Regions from separate parts of the Homo sapiens genome. Here region 2 is linked to region 1. The links are chromatin loops, found by intact Hi-C in ENCODE. Cell type or tissue: chondrocyte. All regions are shown on one strand. Links, peaks and the distances in the headings refer to the core of each region. The heading gives the core; the rest is flanking DNA.

The links. A loop is a pair of places that touch in the nucleus more often than their neighbours do. Peaks named below come from ENCODE experiments on the same cell type or tissue, not always from the same donor. Only the 100,000 strongest peaks of a DNase experiment are listed, where the experiment ranks them.
Region 2: a loop joins it to region 1, with 3 times the contacts of the local background. A loop is called at or near these places in 5 of 110 quality-filtered maps.

The regions. Positions count from the first base shown.
Region 1 is chr6:6,722,147-6,727,060 of GRCh38, reverse strand. The region is part of intron 2 of LOC101928004 (a long non-coding RNA gene); the gene reads left to right. It overlaps LOC101928047 (a long non-coding RNA gene), which reads right to left. Exons shown (of 6, transcript XR_001743949.2): 5 at 1,761-2,280. Among named protein-coding and RNA genes, the nearest start is that of LY86-AS1, 100 kb to the right of the region's middle. RefSeq lists enhancers at 2,209-2,268, 1,585-2,278. In chondrocyte, for the core only: a CTCF peak has its summit at 2,372 (motif pointing left); no DNase peak of the experiment used is centred there.
Region 2 is chr6:7,139,643-7,142,142 of GRCh38, reverse strand. All of the region lies in intron 1 of RREB1 (ras responsive element binding protein 1), which reads right to left. Among named protein-coding and RNA genes, the nearest start is that of RREB1, 33 kb to the right of the region's middle. RefSeq lists enhancers at 641-770, 1,241-1,768 and a silencer at 851-1,230. In chondrocyte, for the core only: no CTCF peak of the experiment used is centred there; a DNase peak (open chromatin) is centred at 1,004.

The DNA of each region.
Region 1 (4,914 bases), core at 1,212-3,711:
AGTTGTCCAATGATGGATGGGCTGCTTCATGAGGAAGTATGTCTCACTTTGAAAAAGTTTGAATATTTGGTGCAATGTTTCCAAAGAGATTCAAACGTTGGATATGTTCTTAAACAAGACGGCAATCATAACCATTTATGGTTGATACTAATGCTAAAACAATAGGAATAACATTAATTGGGCACTTACTATTGATATGTGGTGCTCAGTGTTTTCTGTACATTATCTTATTTAAACCTTTACCGTAACACTGGGGTAGTTACATTACTACCATCTTAGGGGTGAAGAGTGAAGCCTTTTTGGTGAGTGCAAGTAAAAATCTGACAGGTCGAGAGACCTGATAATTGCATTATGGACATTGGAGGGATAGAGTAGAATGGCATGGTTTTTTTCCATTATGGCTGCAAACAAGGGCAGGTGCTTTCTGCACTTTGTATAGGAATGGCACAGCTGCAAGGCAGACAAGAGGGCCCCCAAAGGAATCTAACAGAGCTGTCAACTAGGTGGAATTAGTCTACCAGAAAAGATATTGTATAAATATTCATGCAATATAATTTTTGTCCAGCTTATTAGTTCTTTGGGATAATTTACTAGGAAAATTTCATGAAAACTACCTGTCAGTTTGACTTTGGAATTACTGTACCCATGATTTTTTCTGATGCCTATAGGATTAGAGAGGACTGACTCAGTCCCTCATGATTCCCTGGATCAACAGCCAGTATTACTTCTTACTATTTGACAATTTCAACAGAAAGATTGAGTTGTTTTATATCTTATCCAGCTTTTAAATGGTTGTCAGTGGGAAATGTAGTCCAAATACCTAGCCTAATGCTATTGGAAACTGGAAGCACTATCAGTGAAGTTCCCCATTCAGTTATAGGCGCACTCTATGCTAGACTGAGTGATATTTCTATGGTTAGTACGCCCCCGGGGTTAGAGGCTCCCTGGTCTTTGTCAACTGAAACCGCTGAATTGAACAAGGAAGGAGAAAGAGGAGTTCCAGAGGCAGATCAGATGCTGATGACCAAGAGTACGGAACTTGGCCACTCACGGGGCCTGCCAAGGTCCTAGCACGTAGTGTGCAGAGGGCAGGATCTGAAAATGAAGTGTTTGTGAATGGTGTGCAACAAACAGTAACCACTTCCTAAAGAATAGTCAGGCACAGTGACAGATTGGACAACAGCGAGAAGGGACTGGCTAAGGACTGGCCGCCTGGGTTCCGAGGCCAGAGTGGGGGAAAGGAAATGCAATGAGAAGGGGGATGGGGAGAAGGCAGTGAGAACCCCACCACCCCAGCTCTGGGCTTGTGAGCAGGTGGTGAGACCTCAGGGCTGGGGTTTGGTCACCTGTCACCCCTCACCTCTGCTAGACGCTTCAATCTGCCCAGGCCCTTTGGGGGCAAAGGTCTTCCAATGAGATGGTATCATGAATTCAGGCCTGTCCCGAGGAGCTTGCACGGAGAAATGAATAGTAAGATTACACAAGCCTCCTCCCTCCCTGCCTCTGGTGACCCAGATGGAGGGGGAGGCCCACCGTGCTGCCCCAGGCTTTTTCCAGCACGAAGGAGTTCTTCCTTGGGGTGGAACCCCTTGGTGAATTAGGAAGAGATGTGCGGTGGGAAGAAGAGAATGGTGCAGTGGGAGGAGGGGCAGAGGCCAATCCTGAACGCCCCAGGGGCCCTTTGCAATGCAGAGCGGTCCTGGCAGGGGACGCCCAAGTGGCGCTCGAGTTGGTCCCAGGGAGGGATGCCACGTTCTTACCTCTAGCAAGGCCTGGGTACGAGCTGGGGTTGTGACACGTGTGTGTTCAGAGCCAAGCGGCTGGTCCCTGAATTGGGTCACCTCAGACGGGCAACGGTTGATCTATCCCGATTGCTGAGATGAGATTTCGTCCTTCCTTGTAAAACCCAGCTGTGCCCCCCGGCTTCTGCCAGCACCAAGGCACTCCTTTGTCCTAGCGTTCCAGGAGGCTGAAGAGCTGAGTAACCCAAAGGGCATGGCGCCCAAGCCGCCTCAGCGCGCTGTCTGCGAATGGGCTCTAGGCGCTGGGTCGGGCTGCTGGGCCCGGCTGCTGGGCCCCAGGGGCTCTAAGGGGACAGGATGTGTTGGGACCTTCACTTATCTTCCTAGCACGTGCGGGGGCTGCAGCCCAACTTCCCCAAGAGCGGTGTCTCCCTGGCACAGCTTTGGAGTTGGAGGGATCGCCCCCTCCCCTGCCTGTCTTTCTAACTTGTTTTTCTGCTGACGCTGGAGCCACGGTACTTTTGCTTTTTGAAACACCCTGTAATTGGAAGAAGAAAAAAAAAAGACGAGTCTGCTCAGTGTTATGAGACAGGCACGTGCTGCCCTCTAATGGCTCCTGCCTTGTGGGTTTCCAGGCTCCCCGGGGAAGGGGCGCCCCAGGCCTGCCTTCCTGGAGGGTCTGCGGAGGGTTTCCTTCCTCCGGGTAAGCGGGCCCCTTTCCCTGCAGCCTGCTCAAGCGTCGGGGAAAGATGTCCGAAGACAGGTAGCTTTGTGTGGCTGGCTGTGAGAGGAGAACGGTCCTACATTCCACTCCAGACCAGGAGCGTTTCTTGGAGCCATGTACCCTACCAGCTTAGGAAGGAGTTGCTCATCCTCCCTCGCAGTCCCTCTGTGTCTACAAAGGAAAGCACAGCGCATGGCAAAGGCCGGTCAGCAGGCTCGTGCACGCAAACAGGCTTCCTTTTCCTGTCCTGCTGGCCAGAGGGGATGCGGGGGATGGGGTAAAATGCTGCTGATACCCCCCTCAGACTTTCCACTGGCAGCCTCCGGAACCTACTCAAAAGCCGAACACAAACCTCTTGAAAAAAAACATCAGAGTTAATGTTTGCAGAAACTGAAGACATTGGTTGGACATAGTCCAGTTCTGTTTAGAGGGGAAACTAGGATTTAATCAAGGAACAAAGTTCATAGGTGTGGGAGGAAAACCTGGGAAACGTTCTGTTTTGGTAGCTGGAAAGCTTGTCTCCAGAAGTGAAGGAAAGAAGCTGAAAGAGGAACTTGTATTTTCCTCCAGCGAGCTCAGATCCTGGCAAAGGGAGAGCGTGATGCTGGTGCGAGCTCTGTGGCTCGGTGGGAAACAGTGCAAAAGTTAGTGTTCCCAAGTTTAGAACGTTTTATGTAGTAAGGGTTCTTGGAAAAGTGCAAACAAAGCAGAGTGGTCCTTCTTGAGCTTTTCCTAAGTTGGGAGTTACTGGTCACAGAGCTTAATGAGGCAGTTCCTGTGGGAGCGGCTGCTCGGGGTGGCAGACCACTGCTAAATTCTGCCCCCGGAAGGGTGATGGAGGCAGAAAGTGGAGAAGGCTGGGTTGAAATCTGACTGAATGAGCCTCATTTTCACAGGAGGGTTAGACAAGAAGTCCCTTTCCTGGCTGGCCACTTCTTGTAGAAATGGAGAAGCATTTTTATTTTTTACCTTATTTAGATCTTCAGTTACAAAAGGCTGTCATTAGGAAATGAGTCTTTCCCCATCCCTTCCCTGCTCAACTGTAGAGGATGAAAGTTTTTTTTTTTCCTTCTCTCTTTTCTGATAATCCTGAGCAAATTCTGAAGAAACACAATTTTTTTTTTTAAAGTGTTCTCTCTTTCAACAGAACTGGCCTGAACTTTTGGCCTAGTCTCTCTCCATAAGCCTGATGGTGCTCATCCAGCCCCAGATCGTGTGAGCAGCTCTCTAAGGCTATAGGAGCCCCGGGCATGTCCTCTTCAGGCCCTGTGGGAACCCTGGCTCCCACATTGTAAGGGATTGTCAGGAAAAAGGGTCAAGCTGGCTGTTAGTGCTGGCTTCAAGGGGACAGAGCTGGGTCTGAAATATGTGTATTTTCTATCTTGAGTTTTGTTTTATGAGCACCCCTGCAACCCACAGCTTACAGATGCCACAAGGTGCCTTTGGGAGATGTTTTTCCAGTCTTGTTCAGCAGGGAGCCCCTTTCCCCTAACCAAGCATTTCACACAAAGCCAGTCCCAAGTCTGGAGACCTCAGTATTTCCCCAAAGCTGGATTCCTGCTGAGCTGCACACATCTGCTCCCTAGTTGGTTCTATTTGGGTAAAATCAAAAGTAAACAGAGGGCCCTGGGCTTATATGTGATGTTTAAAACAAAAGGATGTAACCAGAGGGCCTCTACTTTGAATCCCTGACATTCCATGATTCGCTGCTAATGTTCTTCTAGCAGTGGCTGGAGGAAGCCGGCAAGATCTGAATGCCGTGGGGTCCTGGGGAAAATGGTACCCAACAGTAGGACTTCAGCTCAGCAGAAAGTAGACGAGGCTCTGAATATACCCTACCCCGTGCAATAGGCAGCCCACCAAATTCAGGTAACCCTTGCATTGTGGCTTTGCCCCCCACCTCTTTTTTTTTTTTTTTTTTTTTTTTTTTTTTTGAGATCGGGTGTTGCTCTGTCACCCAGGCTGGAGTGCAGTGGCGTGATCACAGCTCAATATTGCCTGGACTGCCTGAGCTGAAGTGATTCTCCCACCTCAGCCTCCCGTGTAGCTGGGACCATAGGTGCATTGCCACACCCAGCTAATTTTCAAAAAATTATTTGTAGTGAAGTCTCATTTTGTTGCCCAAACTGGTCTCCAACTCCCGGGCTCAAGCAATCCTCCCACCCTGGCCTCTCAAAGTACTGAGATTACAAGCGTGAGCCACCACACCCGGCCAGCTTTGCCACTTTTATAGGCTCACAGGCAAGTTACTTCTCCAAGCCTGTTTCCTCCCTGGTAAAATGAAAATGTGAGCATTAGATTGTTTGGATGCAGGGCTTATTCTATTGGAAGAAGTCAGTATTAAGGCTTGAGCAGATGGGAATGACATGTAGAGCTGGTTTTGGTGAGTTCTGTGCCGCATTTGGACCATGGGCAGGTGCGGGAAGGGGATATAGGATCCAAGTAGAA
Region 2 (2,500 bases), core at 1-2,500, 420 kb before region 1:
CCCAAGTTCAAGCGATTCTCCTGCCTCAACCTCCTGAGTAGCTGGGATCACAGGCGCACGCCACCACGCCCAGCTAATTTTTGTATTTTTTTTAGTACAGACGGGGTTTCACCATGTTGGCCAGGCTGGTCTCGAACTCCTGACCTCAGATGATCCGCCTGCCTGGGCCTCCCAAATTGCTGGAATTACGAGCGTGAGCCTATGGGCGAGGGCCACCGCTCCCGGCCCAGAAAACGGCTCCTTTTAGAAAGGAGAGGCAATTATCCAGCCCTCTGCGGAAAGGGCCAGAAAGGCCCTGCTTCCTGGCCCGGCCACCCGGCTGCCCGTTCTCCTGGGCTCTGTCCTACACACGCCCCGCTCCTTCCAGGTTCACTTTGCCGCAGGCAAGTGTCTGCACCCCTCCTCCTCGTCAAAAAAGGCTTAAAGGAGCATTTTCTAGATACGTGGTTTTTCTTTTAAACAAAAGTTTTTGGAGCTACCCATCATGAAATACCCTGCTACATGTTTTTATTCTGAAATAGCCATCGGGGAAGCCAAATGTTTCAATGGGGACTTATTTGGGGAAATAATTACATAATGCGAGTGGGCATGCTCATGTCTATGCAAATCTTGTGAAAATTTAAAAGTGGTCACAGGCTAAATGCCCTCTAGCCAAAAAAGGCGGGGGGGCGGGCACGGGTTCGCTCCAAGCACACTCATCTTCTAATCTTTCCCTAAGAGGAATTTATTATTTTTAAGGAGCTGAGTTGCTAAAGGCATCTCTGAAGAGCTCCGGTTGTTCATTAGGTTGTGTCCCCAGCGGCCGTGCCCTTCGCAACTGAGGAAAGTGCGGCAAGATCCGCTGGAAGACGCGGCTCTACTCACGGGGGAACGCCAGCGCGAACGAACACCGAGCCCCGCCCCGCCCGGCCCCCGCCAGCCCGCCAGCCAATCGGCGCCCGCCGCCCTGACTGATGGCCTCGCTACCCGCTCACCGGACACCCACCGCGGGAGCCCTGGGGGCGGCCCGAGGGGGCCCCTGCGGCCGTGGAGCCCTGACGCGGGCAGTCGGCTGCCCGGTCCCAGCCTGAGGAGGGCACAGACAGACCCTCGAGGCCCTGGGAGGGCCGCCGGCCGCCTTCAGCTGTGCGAACACAACTCTACTCAGACCGTGTTCCCGAGGCACAATGGCTGCCCGCCTCTGAGGGAAGGCACCCGCAGTTTTCCCCTCGCCCCTCCCCAGAAACAGAACAGGGTGAAAAGGCCGTCCGGGGCGGGGCACGGGTCACCCACGCTGGCGCTCGGGGGCCAGCGCGCGCGAGCCACCACACGAAGCCTGGCGCGTGCAAGCCCACCTGCGAGCAGGACCAAGTCCACTTTCAAGTTTAGGGACACCACCCTAAGGAACAACTCTTGTTCTATCTTCGCAACTTTCCACTTCAGCCTTAGTCATGGGGCAGATCCCGAACCCGCTGTCCAGCTAAGGAGTAAAAGGCGAGGACCAGCGGCTTCAAACCTATTGGATCGGAGGGGCAGGAGGAGAATAATTTTTGTCAGTAATTTCTCAAATGTTCGTGTCCTTTTCTCTAAAAATAAGTACAGATCACATTCCTGTTTTCGAAAATGATAGGCAAAAGTTGGGGAACATTACATGATATCCAAAACACGTTTATTCTATATCTGTGTTTCAGATTTCATCTTTTAGCACTTGGTTTACGAGTTACTGTGCTAACTCCAGAAACGAAATAGATTATCAGAAGGCAATCCTGAAAAATCTTTGAGAAAAAGGATATCCCTATAAAATTCAAAGGAGTCTTAAGAATCACCACGATAAGTGTTGCATTACGTCTTTGATAGGGCCTTGAGAATCTTTCATCCTAGAAGGCAGCCCTGAATAAAACTTTTTTTAATTGAAAGAAAAAAAAACCATGTTTTAAAGTCACTTGCCTTGCCAATCAGCATCTGAACAAATGTTTTAGCTTCAGTACATACAAAAGCTGGCAAAGACGCCGTGTGGCAGGCCCACATAAAGAGATTTAAAGTGTGAAGCCTGATGGTCTTTCCCCTAAATTCTCAATAATTAAAAAAAATTCAAAATCCATGTGACCTTGGACTCTCTCATTTTCATCTGTCTCTTGCAGTACACTCTCTTTGCTAACCATTCAGCACACTGCAAGCTCTGATAAAAGTAGTTAATGTTTACTGAAACCTGCGCATGAACTGTACTAAACCTGATAGGAATGAAAAAGGCAAAGTTCTGTTAACAGCATCTATGTACAATAAAAAGGGTGGGTGGGGGAAAGGACCAAGAAGGAATTTTTTTTCTAGTCTGAATCTAAAAGTTCTGACTGATAAAATATAAATTTCCAAAGTCTAATGGAGTCAATATATATCACCAATTAAAAGATACTTTTAATCTAATCTTTTTGGAAAATTTTGAACACAAATATACCTGAATGATTTTACAGATTTTGTTTTTACAGAACTTAAATCTGTTTATATTTCATATTCTCATACTTTT